3 separate regions of the Homo sapiens genome follow, and regions 2 and 3 are each linked to region 1. The links are chromatin loops, found by intact Hi-C in ENCODE. Cell type or tissue: psoas muscle. All regions are shown on one strand.

Region 1 (5,000 bases):
GGCAGAAATCAATAGTCACTGTACTTACTGAAAAAGGTCTCTCCAGACCAAAACCCCTGTGTCCCAGGGCTGGGAAATTGGCTCCTAGGAAATAAACTCTGGCCTGCAAACTTTTCCAGACTTTCCCCAAATCCCCAGTTGAGTAAAATAATGAGTCAGGCCCTCTAGGACATTGTCATACACCTTTTGGGGCAGAATAAAACACTTTAAAATAATTCCACAACTGAGGAAAAGGTATAAAGAAAACATCTGGGAGGGAGGAAGGGAAGTAATGGTTATCCCCAAAAGGGTAGGATGTCTGTAGGGGCAAGGATGGTGACTTTTAGTGCTTATACATTTCAGTAATGTTTGAATTTCTTACTACAGCTATGTATTATTTTACAATGAGAAATTTTAAACTGACCCCATTCCTAGGCTGGTGGGGATGGGGTGAGGAGGGTAACCAGTAGAAACTGCCCCCAGACCTTTCTTAACAGAGAAACTCTTAACTTTTCCTACAGGAAGCCCTTCCGGGTGCAATTCCTTATCTCAACCTCTGCAACAGTGCCTACCAATGTTATAGCACTTCATTCATTCAGCCTTTCATTTGTTCATCCACTCAACAGCTATACTTTGAACAAGGCCCTGTGGGAGGCCCTGCGAGGCAAAGACAAGACAAGCGAGTTGCCTGTCACACGGAGCATGGGCTGGCAAGGAGATCCATAGTAAACCTCCAGTCCTGCACTCACCCTTAATGGCATGTGCTTGGATAGAGATGAGACAAGGCCCAGAGGGGCACATGCTGGAGAAACTGAACCCCAGCCCAGAGGTCTGGGAAGGCGTCTCTGGGCAAGAGACCTTACAGCTGGGAACTGAAAGATGAGAAGCAGCACTGACCAGGTGAAAGGGGTGGCAAGACCAGGAGTGTCTGGGCTGAGCACCCAGGCAGGCACTGAGATGAGAAGAAACAGAGCTCACCAAGGAAAATTGAGGGAACTCAGCCTGCTGGAGAAAGGTCCAAGGAGAGATCAAAGAAGCAGGAAGGGCCAGATCACCTGATGCTTTGCAGAATGTGGGATTTTAAACTTTACCCTAAGAACAGTTCGAAGCCACTGAGATAGGTATCCCTGAGGACTCCATTTGTTCTCCACTGTTTTTGTTCACTTCCACTCTGACACACAAGCTCCTAGCTCCATGCCTGGCAATTAACAAGAGCCTAAAAATAATCAGCTGGATGGCTGAACCCAGTCACCCCAGGGAGGGAGAACCTGCAAGCAAAGACCATGACCGCACATCCGACATCTCACCTCTCTCCCTCCTTTTGTCTCCCCTGATCCAGGCCTGCAAGCTGAGAAGTGTACAATCCTCACAACAAGGAGTGATTGGCAATCAGGTGCAGAACTAAGCTATTTCTTTCACCACCACAGTCCTTCCAAAATGTTCCCAACTGGCATCAGATATTCTCATCCTGACCAGTGAGACAACCCAATGAAAACTGGTGACTCAGAAAGGGTAAGCATTTGTCAAAGGCTGTACAGCAAATCCCCGGGTGCTTGGCGAGTCATGTCTTGGCCAGTTGTCAAGGGCAGTGTCCCCTATGTCATTCCTCAAATACATATTTCTAGGCTTAATTATATGAATTTACATTTCTTTGGCTCAAAAAAAGTAGGTATAGGGGCATTTTCAATGCTGCACACAACTGAAAGTAGATTGAAACCATCCCGACCTCAAACAGAATGTCAAAGCAGTTGGGTTTCTGAGCAGCAACAGAATACTTTTTATAGAATGGGAAGTCAATTGAGAAATCATAAAAAATTAGAGTTGGGAAGGACCTCTGCGCTCACGAGGGTCAGGTCCCAGGGGCTGCTGTAGAATTGTTCCCTGTGGTGAAGGGTCTAATGTTTTGTCCACTCAAGTTTTAAATATCTCAACCAATAGCTCACCCCTGGGGACACCTCTCCACAGGGCAATAGATCTTGCTGTCAGGGCTTTTTTCCTGCTATTCAATCTCACTTTTCCTTTCCTCCACTTCATCCCATTTGTCTTTGGCAGTAATTTAGACAAGAGTGTGCTGACGTTTGAAAACGAAAAGCCCTGTCTTTGCCTTCAACCTCGTTTTTCCAGACCCTTCTACCTACGGAAACTTCAAGATCTGGCAGGGAGAGAGGGAGGGAATGAGGAAGAGAGGCAAACAAACAGACTGGCGTGGGTTCTGGAAGAAGCTATCAAAGGGCCAGCCCCCAAGGCCTTGAACCCACAGGTGTACAGGAAGAGAGGGCACTGCTGCTCCGGAATGTGCAGATTATAGAGGACCTGACTCTCAAAGGCAGAAAGTCACCGAGTTTTCTAGGCAGTCCAGAGCTCAGCCACCTCTTGCTATGACACATTAGACAGAAGGTGGCAGCATAGCACCAGGCTCTGTGTGCTCAGTGGCCCTGTCCATCGCAGCACACCCCAACTGTTCGGCTTCCAAACTCCACGAGCAACAAAACCCAACCGGCTGGAACGCCGGGCTTAGGCCAAGAGTGAGCTGCAAATCAAGGCCCTGGCCAGTTTTTTAAGTCAAATCCCAAACAGTTAGGATTGTGTGAGCACAGTCCATTTTCTCCCCAAGAACATCTTGCAGCCAGAATGGAATCCAAAAAAATAACTGCAGTCCTGAACAGCGGTGTTTGTCCAAGCTGATCTAAACACATAAACTTACCGTCTCGTCTGGTGTTTTGTGCACAAATTTTTGTGTTTAAAGACATCTGGGGTTAATGCTTTTTTTTTTTCTTTATTCTTTCTAGCCCTTGGCTATTTATTTCTGAATTTGTCTCTGGTTTTCCTGTTTCCCTTTGCTTATTTTTTACTTATTTGGTAGTGTTTGCATGTGGTTCTTCTGAAAGCAAGGATCCACAGGCTACGCATTTCTCACTTGGAGCTGAAGTCCTGCTGGGGAACCAATTATATGTCCTACCCACCAGGGAGAGTGTGATATTTTTTATTACTTTCTAATTTCAGGTCTTGAAATGGCTTCAGTGATCAGAACATTCTTCTGCTTAAGAACCTAAAGGGGCCAGTGAAAGGATGCTTTTGATTTGTATTTCATTTAGAATGGTCCATACTCAACCAAGTGTACTCCAAGGATTTCCATGGGGCCTCAGAGGCTTGAAGTGGGGAAAAGCAAGACAAAGACAACAACAAAACTTTCTCGCTGCTTGCCTTATCATACTGGGAAAATGCCGGCTACTTGGGGAAAGTCTTTCTTTGAGAAGTTGGTGAACTGAGAAAAAAATGGATAGAATTAGAACAAAACAATTTCACTGGATTCTAAGTCTATTTAAACTACAGTAGTAAATCAAAACCATACCTCTTTCTCATTACTCATGGCCCGATAGTAGAGCCTCCTAAATGCTTATTAAAGCAAAAGCAAGAAGTGTTTCATTTCTAAATACATTCACAGGAATCCCCAACAAGGTGGTTGCTTCTTTCTAACTGTTGTTTGTTTTATGCTTGTTTCTCTTCTTGAAAGAGTTATCATGAAACGGAAAGGCTTAAAAGGGGGGTGGGGGTGGGGGTGAGGGTCCAAATAGGCTCTAATGAGGAAGAAGGAAATAAAAGTCAAATTCTCCCCGAATGTCTGAATTTCTATTTATTTATCTTTGCAATAAGAGAGGATGCCTGACAATCCGGAACTGCTCTTGGATAAAACGAATCATACCAAACAGCTAACAACCCTGCAGAATAGCTCAAAGCCCAAATTATGAGCTATTTCAAATCCTTTCCACTTGCCATGGGGGTCTTGACTGAGTTTTTTCTTTTTTTTTTTTTTTTTTTTCTTTTTTTCCTGGCTCACATGCTTAGCCAGGAGGTGATTCTGAATGTTTATCTGAAGTATCTCCCTGATATTCTGGGGGGACTTTTCTCTCAAGCAAAAGCTCTGCTGAAAAGAGGAGCTTGTTTTAATTCTCATTAAGTTATACCCAGTATTGTGAACCTTTTACTAGTGAACAGTTAATTTTAGTGAGACGGACTACAAGAAACTGCCATATATAACCACGCTCAGTGACAACATTTTACAAAATGTGAGTCAAACATAAACATTTATGACTTTCTAATAAGCCAGCTACCATATTTGCTATTATATGACGCTCTGTTAAAACAATCTTTTCTACTTTTAAATAGAGATCCCATGAGAGCAAAAATGTTTATCTTTGTTGTGTATAGCTTCCTTAAGTACCATTTTATCATATTATTTAAAATTCAACAAATTAGCAGCCAGTATTTATTATTTAAAGAAAGGGTGTTTCTTCAAAGTTTGTCTGAATTAAAAATCACAAACCAATCCATCTCCCTTCTTTCCTTCCTTCTCTCTTTCCTTCCGTCCTTCCTTCTATTCATTTTAAACCCAGCAACTAGATTTTGTTGGGTTTAAAAGGTCCCTAAAAAGTTAGTATTCCTTCAGGAATAAATATTTGTAGATTACTTGAAATGGCCAGCTTCCTTGACTGGTCTTTAGGGAAAATACTCTTTGTAACTTTGACTAAAAAGACAATGTTCCCGATCAAAATATAATCTGGGTCTATACTGGCAAAGAGAGTTGAACCAATATGTAATGAATGGCAGCATAAACAAATGAATGAAGGAATACGCAGACAGGCATCAAGCAGAATCAAAATACTCAAAGCAGCCAGTTAACTGAGGCACTGAATTTCCTGGACAACTGTCTCAATTCCCCGGTTTGCGTGGAGGCTCTTGCCTATAACCAAGTAAGCACTTATGCTGCAACCTCTTGCCTCTTGCAAGAGACAACAGATTGTTAGCCTCTGGGAAGTAGCACTATTTCAATCAACCAATTTGGCATGTTGTGTTTTACAGTTTCTAAAATTAACACAGAATCCAAACAAAAACATGGCTGGTGTGGAACTATATACAGAGAACACTGTCATCTGGTTGCTTCGAATCTGTTCATTATCAAAATTAGCTGTCTTGTTTGTCCTACTCCCATTTTTGAATGCACACCATTAATTAACCAACCT
Region 2 (5,000 bases), 910 kb after region 1:
ACTGACCAAGGTCAAGGCCAGGAATAAGAATCCTATAAACAATGAAGGGCAACTGCATGATGATTTTCTAACAATTTCACCTAGCAGAGCCTTAGTAATGGAGAACCAACTTTTTAAGAAACTGAATGCAGGCCAGGCATGGTGGCTCATGCCTGTAATCCCAGCACTTTGGGAGGCTGAGACTGGAGGATCACTTGAGTCCAGGAGTCAGAGACCAGCCTGGGTGACATAGGGAGACCCTGTCTCTACAAAGAGATTTTAAAAATAGCCAGCTGTGGTGGCTTGCACCAATAGTCCCACCTACTCTGGAGGATAAGGTGAGAAGATCACTTGAGCCTAGGAGGTCAAGGCTACTGTGATCTGTGATTGCACCACTGTACACTAGCCTGGGTGACAGAGCAAGGCCCTGTCTTAAAAAAAAAAAAAAAGGAAAGAATGAAGAAAAGAAAATGAATGCAAACAAGGAAAATAATGGGCATGCACATGCACATAATATATAAATAGAGTAGTACTTTCTCTCTTAAAGGTCATAGTTGCCGGGCGTGGTGGCTCACGCCTGTAATCCCAGCACTTTGGGAGGCCAAGGAGGGCAGATCACAAGGTCAGGAGATCGAGACCACAGTGAAACCTCGTCTCTACTAAAAATACAAAAAAAAAATTAGCCAGGTGTGGTGGCGGGCACCTGTGGTCCCAGCTACTCGGGAGGCTGAGGCAGGAGAATGGCATGAGCCCGGGAGGCGGAGCTTGCAGTGAGCTGAGATCACACCACTGCACTCCACCCTAGGCGACAGAGCGAGACTCCATCTCAAAAAAAAAAAAGTCATAGTCATATCCAAATAACTAAAAGAAATATTCTTCAGCTTCTGATTAAGAAATGTTAAGTATGTAAAGTGGATTTAGGGTAAGGCCAGATTCTCAGAACCATGCAAATTTGCTAGCATTACTAACATTAAATGTATCTTCCATGGAAGAGTATCTTAGAAAAAGGAATCTCAGTTGTATTTAATTCTAGAGTCTATAAAATCCCCAAAATCATAAACAACAGTATATTTCTTATATAATTGTTTGTGGATTAAATGAGTAATGCATGTAAAGTACTTAGTCCTGGTCTACCTAAGATTTTTATTTTTAAAGTCACATTCTAACACAGAGAAAATATGGAGAAAGAACACAAGTGATTTGATGAGCCGCAGTAAAAATGTAGTTCCAGGCATATTTTATTAAGAGCCATAAAACTGTTGATACCCTTTCACTTGGTCATCTGCCTTCTGAGAGACGATCCTAATCAAATAATCCTGTTCAAATATGTTCACTGCAGCACAATAAATGATAGAGGAGGTAAATGGAAATATATTAGGATTCAACAAAAGGTTAGCTAACATCACTCAAGGAAATATTATGCACACATTAAAATGATCAAGAATATATAGAAATGGAAAATACTAATGTTACAATCTTTTATTTAAAAAAAAATGTGGGACGGGCGCAGTGGCTCACACCTGTAATCCTAGCACTTTGGGAGGCCAAGGTGGGTGGATCACGAGGTCAAGAGATCAAGACCATCCTGGCCAACCACATGGTGAAACCCCGTCTCTACTAAAAATACAAAAATTAGCTGGACATGGTGGCGCGCTCCGGTAGTCCTAGCTACTCGGGAGGCTGAGGCAGGAGAATCTCTTAAAACCAGGAGGTGGAGGTTGCAATGAGCTGAGATCATGCCACTGCACTCCAGCCTGGCAACAGAGCAAGACTCTGTCTCAAAAAGAAAAAAAAAAAAAAAAAAGTGGATCAAATGACCTCATTGTTATGTAAAATGAAACAATAAATTATGCAAGGGAGAAGGGGAGAGAAGATTGGAAAAAACAAACCAAAATCAAAAATAGGGCTACTGGTGATTTTTTTTTTCTTTTTTACTCTTCTTCATTTTCAGAATATTCTATAACGACCAGGTATTATATTTACACAGAATCAAACAACAAATGTAATTTTTTAAAGTAGCAGGCATATTCATTAAGTGTACACAGTAAAGAAAATTTTCTTTTCTGAGGTGGCTCTGTCTAGCCTTTCTCATTTCTTTTTAGAATGCACTTATGGTCCTGTAAGAAGGATTAGCTGATGCTACAGTTACCACATATTACCACTGAGACTATCCAAACCTCTAAAACATGTTTTCATGGTTTCCCATAGCTTCCACAGAAATAGAAGTAAAATATCCCAGGAAGCTGTAAGTACAGAAAAGATAAAATGTAAACAGAAGCATACGTTCTTGACCTTTCAACAAAAATCAAAATTTAAATTCACCTTTCTCATTTGAACTTCTTTAGTCTATCTCGAGTTAAAAAAAAAAAAAAAAGAATATGGGTACTGGCTTTACTCATAAACTCAGATACTCAAGTTGTCCATTCACCTATGAAAAGAGAGAGTACAGGTAGTATCAGTAAAAGCTTCAAGCTGTTCCACAACATCCTTTGAACCCTGACCTAAGGGACCAACTCCGATAGTCTGCAGGTAGTTGGATTTCTAGGACCATTCAGCCTCACTGCTGAGACTGTCAATAGAAGTGCCATTCTCTGATGTAGACAGCTCTGCACTAGGAGCTGGTCTAACAATCACATCACATAGCCTGCCAAACAGGAAAAGGCAGCATTCGGGCACCACTGACCTGGGATAGAAGTGAACTTGAGACTGGGGCTAGAAAGCTCTCTTTTTAACATTCATTACGATCTAATCATTCACCCCAAATCCTTCTGTGTATGTCTTAAAGGAAGTTCAGCTTTGTTACAAGAAAAAAGAAATATGCAACTATATAAATCAACCACAAGATGGTGCTAGCATCATAGCACAATATCAGAGACGTGAAAAAGCATTCAACACACCATGTCCTCATAACCTTTAGAACCTTATACCAGCACACCACTTACTTGTTTCTTTCTTTTTCTATTTACTGAGACTTGGTCAAACATTTTATACAATTTTGGAGGGTTTTTTGTTTGTATAAATTTAGGGTTTTAAAATTTGCTTTAATTTTCTTAAGAAGCAAACTAATCTTAAACTTGAAAAATTCCTTAACTACATTTTTTTTTTTCCTCTTGGCTGGTTCATTTTCCTGGAACATTCTGACATGAGAAGGCCCTAGCTAACCTCATATCAATGTTGAAGGAAGAAATTACAAGAACAGCTTACAGGAATTCTAATTTTTTTTTTAAAAGTTGTTTTCAAATACCTAAACAGACTATTAAATACATTTTTATGGAAACTCAAAGGCGGGCAGGTTGCAAAGGATTGTGAAGAGAACATTAAAACGGGTGCTTAGTTACTCGATTCTGATTCTGGCTCCAGAAAGCAGTGTGACTTTAAGTCATTTGGTCTCCTCAGTCCTCCATTTCTTCATCTAAAACATAAGGTGATTAGATTTGACCTCTTCTGAACCTAATATTCCTAACTTCCTTTGAGGCTACACAAGAAGCCAAAAATGAACAATTATAGGCTGTAAGAAGCAAAAAAAAAAAAAAAAAAAAATCAATAAGAATGAAATTAGGTAAGTGAACAGAATAATCAGGAATGGTAACAGTATAAATGGGCACGTAAGTATGACCCCTAACTTTCCTTAACACCCTCCCACACACACGATGCTGACTGCAAATTACCGCATGAATTTTAAAATCCTTTAAACAGGTATTTAGTCAGCTACAAATTATATTCTATGATAAGCCACCGTAATGAAGAAAACCAAAATATGCCACCCCAAAATATACTTCTTTGGTGTATTTTTGAGATAGCTATTCAGAAGGGCTACAAACACAAAAATGGCTCTGAAAAGCTGGAGATTTGCATTTGTAGAGGAAATCAATATTAGTTAAGTAAACAGCAAATGCAAAACAGGCTTTCTCTGAGCGCCCCCACCCTGACCCGTATTGGCTTTACCCAGATCTTGGAAAGATGAACTCACAGGAAAGGGAGACTGAAAGTCTGATGCTTTTTTATTTTATTTTATTTTTTGACACTGAGTCTCTCGCTCTGTTGCCCAGGCTGGAGTTTAGTGGTGCGATCTCAGCTCACTGCAACTTCGGCCTCCTGGGTTCAAGGGAGGCCTCGGCCTCCCAAGTAGCTGGGATTACAAGTGTGCGCCACCATGCCCGGCTAATTTTTGCAATTTTAGTAGAGATGGGGTTTCACCATGTTGGCCAGGCTGGTATGTGAACATTGGTATGTGAACTCCTGACTTCAAGTGATCCGCCTGCCTCGGCCTCCCAAAGTGCTGGGATTACAGGCATGAACCACCGCACCCAGCACTTTTAAAGGTAACAGAGGAAGCTTTTCCACAGGCTCCCATCCATTCTTCCAGGGGGCTGCTGCCTGCCAGGCTCCAACAGCAGAGCCAAGACAACCTTTGCTTGCCTTCCTCCGTTCTTGCTCTGAAAACCTGTTCCCACACTCCAAATCTCTATGCTTTTCTGCACTACAGTATAAAAGCTTCAGTTATGTGGCCCTACTTTGAGTCTCTTACTTTGCGTGTGGCCCCTGTACTTACGCACACAATACATTTTGTTTGGTTTTTCCCATTAATCTGTCCAGTGTCAATTCATTTTAGCATACTTCGACTCAACCCTTGAGAGGGAAAGTTTCAACAGTAAACAGCAGACTATTATTTTTCATTCTCTGATATATAAAATTATCTGTTAAGGAATTAAGAAACATTAAATCTACACTGAACTTTCACTTCCTGCCATGGTGGGGTAATTGGTACAAGACAAACCCTCCTGTTCTACACAACTGTGAACACGGACAAAATGGATGAATCAATTATTTTCCAAAGTTGGACAACAAGCAGTGGAGGAGCGTAATTCCTTAAAGAAGAAAAACATGTGAAATGAGCCCCGCATGGCTCTCAGCCTGGAGGCACTTTCCCAATTGCAGCACACGGAGGGGGAGCCCACAGGGAGTGCAGCAAGTCACTGAACTTAGGAGGCAGACACTGGAGTTAGGACTGCTGGGATGCA
Region 3 (5,000 bases), 660 kb after region 1:
TCTTGCCCTGAATCCCAGAGAATGGAGGACTATTGCTACTGTACTCTCAGTGACTAGAGCAACTTCAAATTATTCCTTCATCAACTGAAAACTAAATAGAAACTATGCTTAATTGTGTTCTTTGATTTTTCTCTGAGGCTATCCCACATATTCAAATTATATTTACTTTTTAAACGATTAGGACACTGGCATTTGGAGCCCTTGCTTCCTATTTAGCAGTAACCATGCTTTCCAAACCACAGGTTTGATCAGCAGGGTGGGCCATCTGAAATTGAGATTGTCCTGAAGATTCAGGAGGTCAGCCTGCCGCATGCAGTACATGCCTTTCCCAGTTACGAAACAGAAACCCAGCCTGACCCTTCAGTCCGGGCCCCCACCTTGCAGAGCTATGGCCTGATCTTAATGTAGAATCAAGTGCTCGATGGAAAAACAGGTTACCGGGTTCAAGCTTGATCTTCTTGCAAAAAGTCCGATGCAAAACATTCCACTTCATCGGGAAGTTCTAGAGCTGAGAAGTATGTTGCTAATGTTGCTAAGAGTTCTTAGTTTTCAAGTAAGGCCAGGTATAGTCCTGTACAGGGAAGAGCACTTTTTCTATAGGTTCCTAGCTTCTAACACCTAGCAGGACACCACTGCTACCAACAACAAAACAATAATGGTGACGAGGAGGACGATGATGATGGTGGTAATTATAATATCATAATATGTAGAGTTTTAATTTTCTTTTGGGTCTTTATTAACTTTAGCCTTTACTTTGTAACTACTATTATTATCTTGATTTACAAATAAAGAACTTGAGGCACAGAGTGATTAAAATAACTTTCCTGACGTCACAAAGCTAGTAAGTGGACAAAGCCAGGCTGTCTGGCTCAAGAGCAGCAGTGTGAACCACTGTAAGACACTGCCCCTTATTGTACTAAAGAGCATTGGCTTTGAATTGATAATAGAAATGCTAGACAAGAAGCTGAATTACAAAAGCAAACGTCCAGATTTTGCCTGGACTCATGCTCAGAGTAGACTGATTAGATGAGCTCTTCTTAACTCTGGTTTCATGTAAGCATCACCCGGACAGCTGTTAAGATACTGGGAACCCACCAGTATCTGGGAACTAGAGAATATGATTCATTTGGTCTGCGGTGGGGCCTGGGCATCTGATTTTTAAAAAGCTCCCCAGGTGATTCTCACGAGCAACAAGGGCTGAGAGCCACTGACCTCTGAAGCACTTTGCAAAACTAAAAAACAAATTTGGAATTGCTGCCTCTTTTCTCTTTCTCTTGGATAGTCACAAAGAACAACAGCATGTTGCAGGCTCATATCAAATCTTTTTTTAAAAATGTTTAATTTTTTTATTATTATACTTTAAGTTCTAGGGTACATGTGCACAATGTGCAGGTTTGTTACATATGCATACATGTGCCATGTTGGTGTGCTGCACCCATTAACTCGTCATTTACATTAGGTATTTCTCCTAATGTTATCCCTCCCCCATCCCCCCACCCAACGACAGGTCCCGGTGTGTGATGTCCCTCACCCTGTGTCCAAGTGTTCTCATTGTTCAATTCCCACCTATGAGTGAGAACATGTGGTGTTTGGTTTTCTGTCCTTGCGATAGTCAAATCTTATCTGAATATAGATCCCTTGTTGTATACAGCATCTGTTAACATAGATGGGAACAGCTGTTCTAACCTTTTACAAACCAGTAATCCAGGTTGATAAATTTGGTTACTTTCTTTTAAAGAGAAAACCCTGTACCCTTAACATTGCAGGATAAGAGTGTATCAGAGCTAAACTCTCTTTCCTCAATAAGGATACAGAGGACCCCTTAAACCAGCTTACTCTCTTAACTAAGAACAAAGATCCACAATTTCATAGTTGAAAGGGCTCTTAGGTGCCATCTAACATCTCTCAGCACCACAAACACACTCCCCACCTCCCCCAATGCAGAAATGCCTTCTGCAAGATCCTTCCAGATGGTCAGTCAGCCCTAGTTTGAACAGTTCAATGACAAGAGGCCTCACTCCTTCATAAGACAACACATTTCATTGTTGGACAGATCAATTCTTCTTTATATGGGTTCAAAATTAGCCTCCCTATAACTTCTACTTGTTCATAGCTCTGTTGTTGTCTGAAATAATGGTATAAAGTCTCCTCTCCTTTCAAATGAGTGCCCAACAGCACATCATTATGGCGGAGGATGGTACACTGGAGGGAATACACAGGACTACATGGGAGCCAAGAGACTTGTTTTGAAAAGCAGCTCTGCCTCAGACTTTAGGACCGTAGTAACTAAAGCCCTTCAGGCCTTTGTTTCATCATGAGTATTAAAAGTACATAAAAACAAAGACAATGAAAAGCTTGTCAAATTGTGAGCATCAAATTAAAAGTGTAAGTCAAATGCTTTGTAACTGAAAAGTACCCTATGAATGTAAGTTGTTCTGTTATTGGTGCCTTAAGGTACAGTATTCTTACATTTGAACAATTCTTCTGTCCACAGAACCATATATTCTACTTCTGAAGTTGGTATTGTAGCGTTGCTAAATAACTGTTAACTATGGCAATGGTAAGTGAGTGCTCCTTGATGCCACCTATCGGTTATTTGTTTCAGTGACCATGAGAAGTTGGAAGATGGCACAGGAAGCAATGTGCTGATGCTGTCTTTCATTCCTCAGACAGATCAGAAGAAACAGAGCACAGCAGATTTGGAATCAGAAAATCTGCCACTCACTATGTAGGTGCCATTGAAAAAGTGAGCTAACCTCAGTTTCCCCACACATAAAACGAGAAAATAAAAGTATCAATCTTACATATGCTTCTATGAGGATAGAAGAAAATAATATGTGTTAAGTACTCAACAATAAATGTCACTGAGTAAACTGCAGGGCATTTTCACCATTTTTTTTTTTAAATCAGTGAGAACCTAGTGGCAAAGTGCTATATTCTCTCTAAAATAAACAGAGAATTTCAGATACTCCACCTGGATACAATTCCAACTCTATCATTAATTCTCCATGTGACCCACATATTTCACCTCTTAGGTCCTTGCTTTCCTAATTGGTAAAATGAGTTAATTAGACAAGCTGATCTTTCTAGGTATGCTTCTGGGACCACTAATATCCGTATCGCTAACCAAACGGAAAACAAAGTTTTAGAAGCAAATTGCTTCCTGAGAACAATTCAGTTATCGCCTAATCTAAAATACTACCATGGTAAAAAGAACATCTTCAACGTATACATTTGTTTGAAAATCCCTCCCTTTAGGAAGATATATTTGTTTCTAATGGTTCTGCTAACCACATGCCTGAGGTGAGGCAAAAGAATTTTTAAAAACTCAATAGAATCAGACATTTCTCCAAAGAAGAAATACAAATGGCCAATAAGCACATGAAAAAATGTTCAACATCTAGACATTAGGGAAATGCAAACCAAAGCCACCATGAGATAGTTCCTCACTGCTACTTGAAAAACTATAATATAAAAGATGCACAAAAGCAAGTGCTGGTGAAGAGGTGAAGAAATTGGAACACTTATTCATTGCTGGTGGGACTGGGAAACAGTGCAGCCACTTTAGAAAATAGTTTGGCAGTTTTTCAAAAGCTATGCAAAGTTACCACATGACCCAGCAATTCTACTCCTAAGTAGGCAGCAAGGAGAAATGAAAGTGTATGTTCACACAAAAACTTGTACATAAATGTCCATGACAGCATTGTTCATAATATTCAAAAAGTAGAAACAACCCAAATGTTCATCAATTGATAAATGGACAAATAAAATTTATGTATCCATACAATGGAATATTATTTGTCAATAAGAAGATTTGAAACATTATGCTAAGTGAAAGAAGCCAGACGCAAAATACCACATATAGTATGATTCCATTTATAAGAAATATCTAGAATAGGCAAATCTATAGAGACAGGAAGTATACTAGTGGATGTCAGGGGCTGGCAGGAAAGTGGGAGTGACTATTAATGGATACCAGATTTCTTTTTGCGGTGATAAAAATGTTCTACAATTGGGCTGGGTGTCGTGGCTCACGCCTGTAATCGCAGCACTTTGGGAGGCTGAGACGGGCAGATCACCTGAGGTTGGGAGTTTGAGACCAGCCTGACCAACATGGAGAAACCCCGTCTCTACTAAAAATACAAAACTAGCAGGGTGTGGTGGCGCATGCCTGTAATCCCAACTACTCGGAAAGCTGAGGCAGGAGAATCGCTTGAACCTGGGACGCGGAGGTTGCGGTGAGCCGAGATCGCACCATTGCACTGCAGCCTGGGCAACAAGAGCAAATCTCTGCCTCAAAAAAAAAAAAAAAGTTCTACAATTGTTTGTGGTGATGGTTGCATGATGCAGTGAATATCCTAACAGCTACTGAATTGTACATTTTAAATGGGCGCATTATATAACATATAAATTATATCTCAATAAAGCTGTTAAAAAAACAATAGAAGCACATAATCGATAAGGATCAAGAATCAGTTCCATTTAATCAAAGTGCAAGGAACATGTATGTTTGTATAATAGCATTTTATGTGGATAATTGCTTTGTACATTCAACTGCTTTAAACCCATTTTTGCATTTGGATCATTTTTCAAGGAGGAGATGAAATTTAAGGAAGTAAAATTGAATAAACAAGGCTATTGCAGCTCACAAAATATATTTCTTTTATTTTACTACCGAGGATCGACTCAGTGATGTAAAATGCCATTTAAAAAAAGAATGACAAAGTTTGAATGAGAAAATGTATTTCATCGTGAAAGATAAAAGTCTTTCCTTCTCTACAGTGAATACAGGTAATTTCAGAAGCAGCAGCTCCTAATTATTCACTGTTGAAAAGCTAAAAAAAGGTTCATATTGAAAACACTGACCTCTAGTTTGCTCTGTGAATGAAAGCAGACACAAATTCTCATTTTCCTAGAATTCTGGTTGATAACTGAGTTGGGAAAAGCATGCATTTCTTCATTACAGTGCAGTCGACTGTTCATTTAAATAACAATAACCT

Evidence for each region. A loop is a pair of places that touch in the nucleus more often than their neighbours do. Peaks named below come from ENCODE experiments on the same cell type or tissue, not always from the same donor. Only the 100,000 strongest peaks of a DNase experiment are listed, where the experiment ranks them.
Region 2: it touches region 1 in a loop (8-fold over the local background); 54 of 110 quality-filtered maps call a loop at or near these places.
Region 3: a loop joins it to region 1, with 5 times the contacts of the local background. A loop is called at or near these places in 56 of 110 quality-filtered maps.

The regions. Positions count from the first base shown.
Region 1 is chr10:113,382,713-113,387,712 of GRCh38, reverse strand. No RefSeq gene overlaps it. Among named protein-coding and RNA genes, the nearest start is that of HABP2, 170 kb to the left of the region's middle. RefSeq lists a silencer at 2,294-2,403. In psoas muscle, a CTCF peak has its summit at 2,370 (motif pointing right); a DNase peak (open chromatin) is centred at 2,442; H3K27ac peaks cover 681 bases.
Region 2 is chr10:112,469,887-112,474,886 of GRCh38, reverse strand. All of the region lies in intron 3 of VTI1A (vesicle transport through interaction with t-SNAREs 1A), which reads right to left. Among named protein-coding and RNA genes, the nearest start is that of VTI1A, 25 kb to the right of the region's middle. In psoas muscle, a CTCF peak has its summit at 2,823 (motif pointing right); no DNase peak of the experiment used is centred here.
Region 3 is chr10:112,718,861-112,723,860 of GRCh38, reverse strand. The region is part of intron 7 of VTI1A (vesicle transport through interaction with t-SNAREs 1A); the gene reads right to left. Among named protein-coding and RNA genes, the nearest start is that of MIR4295, 87 kb to the right of the region's middle. RefSeq lists a silencer at 2,477-2,771. In psoas muscle, a CTCF peak has its summit at 2,591; no DNase peak of the experiment used is centred here.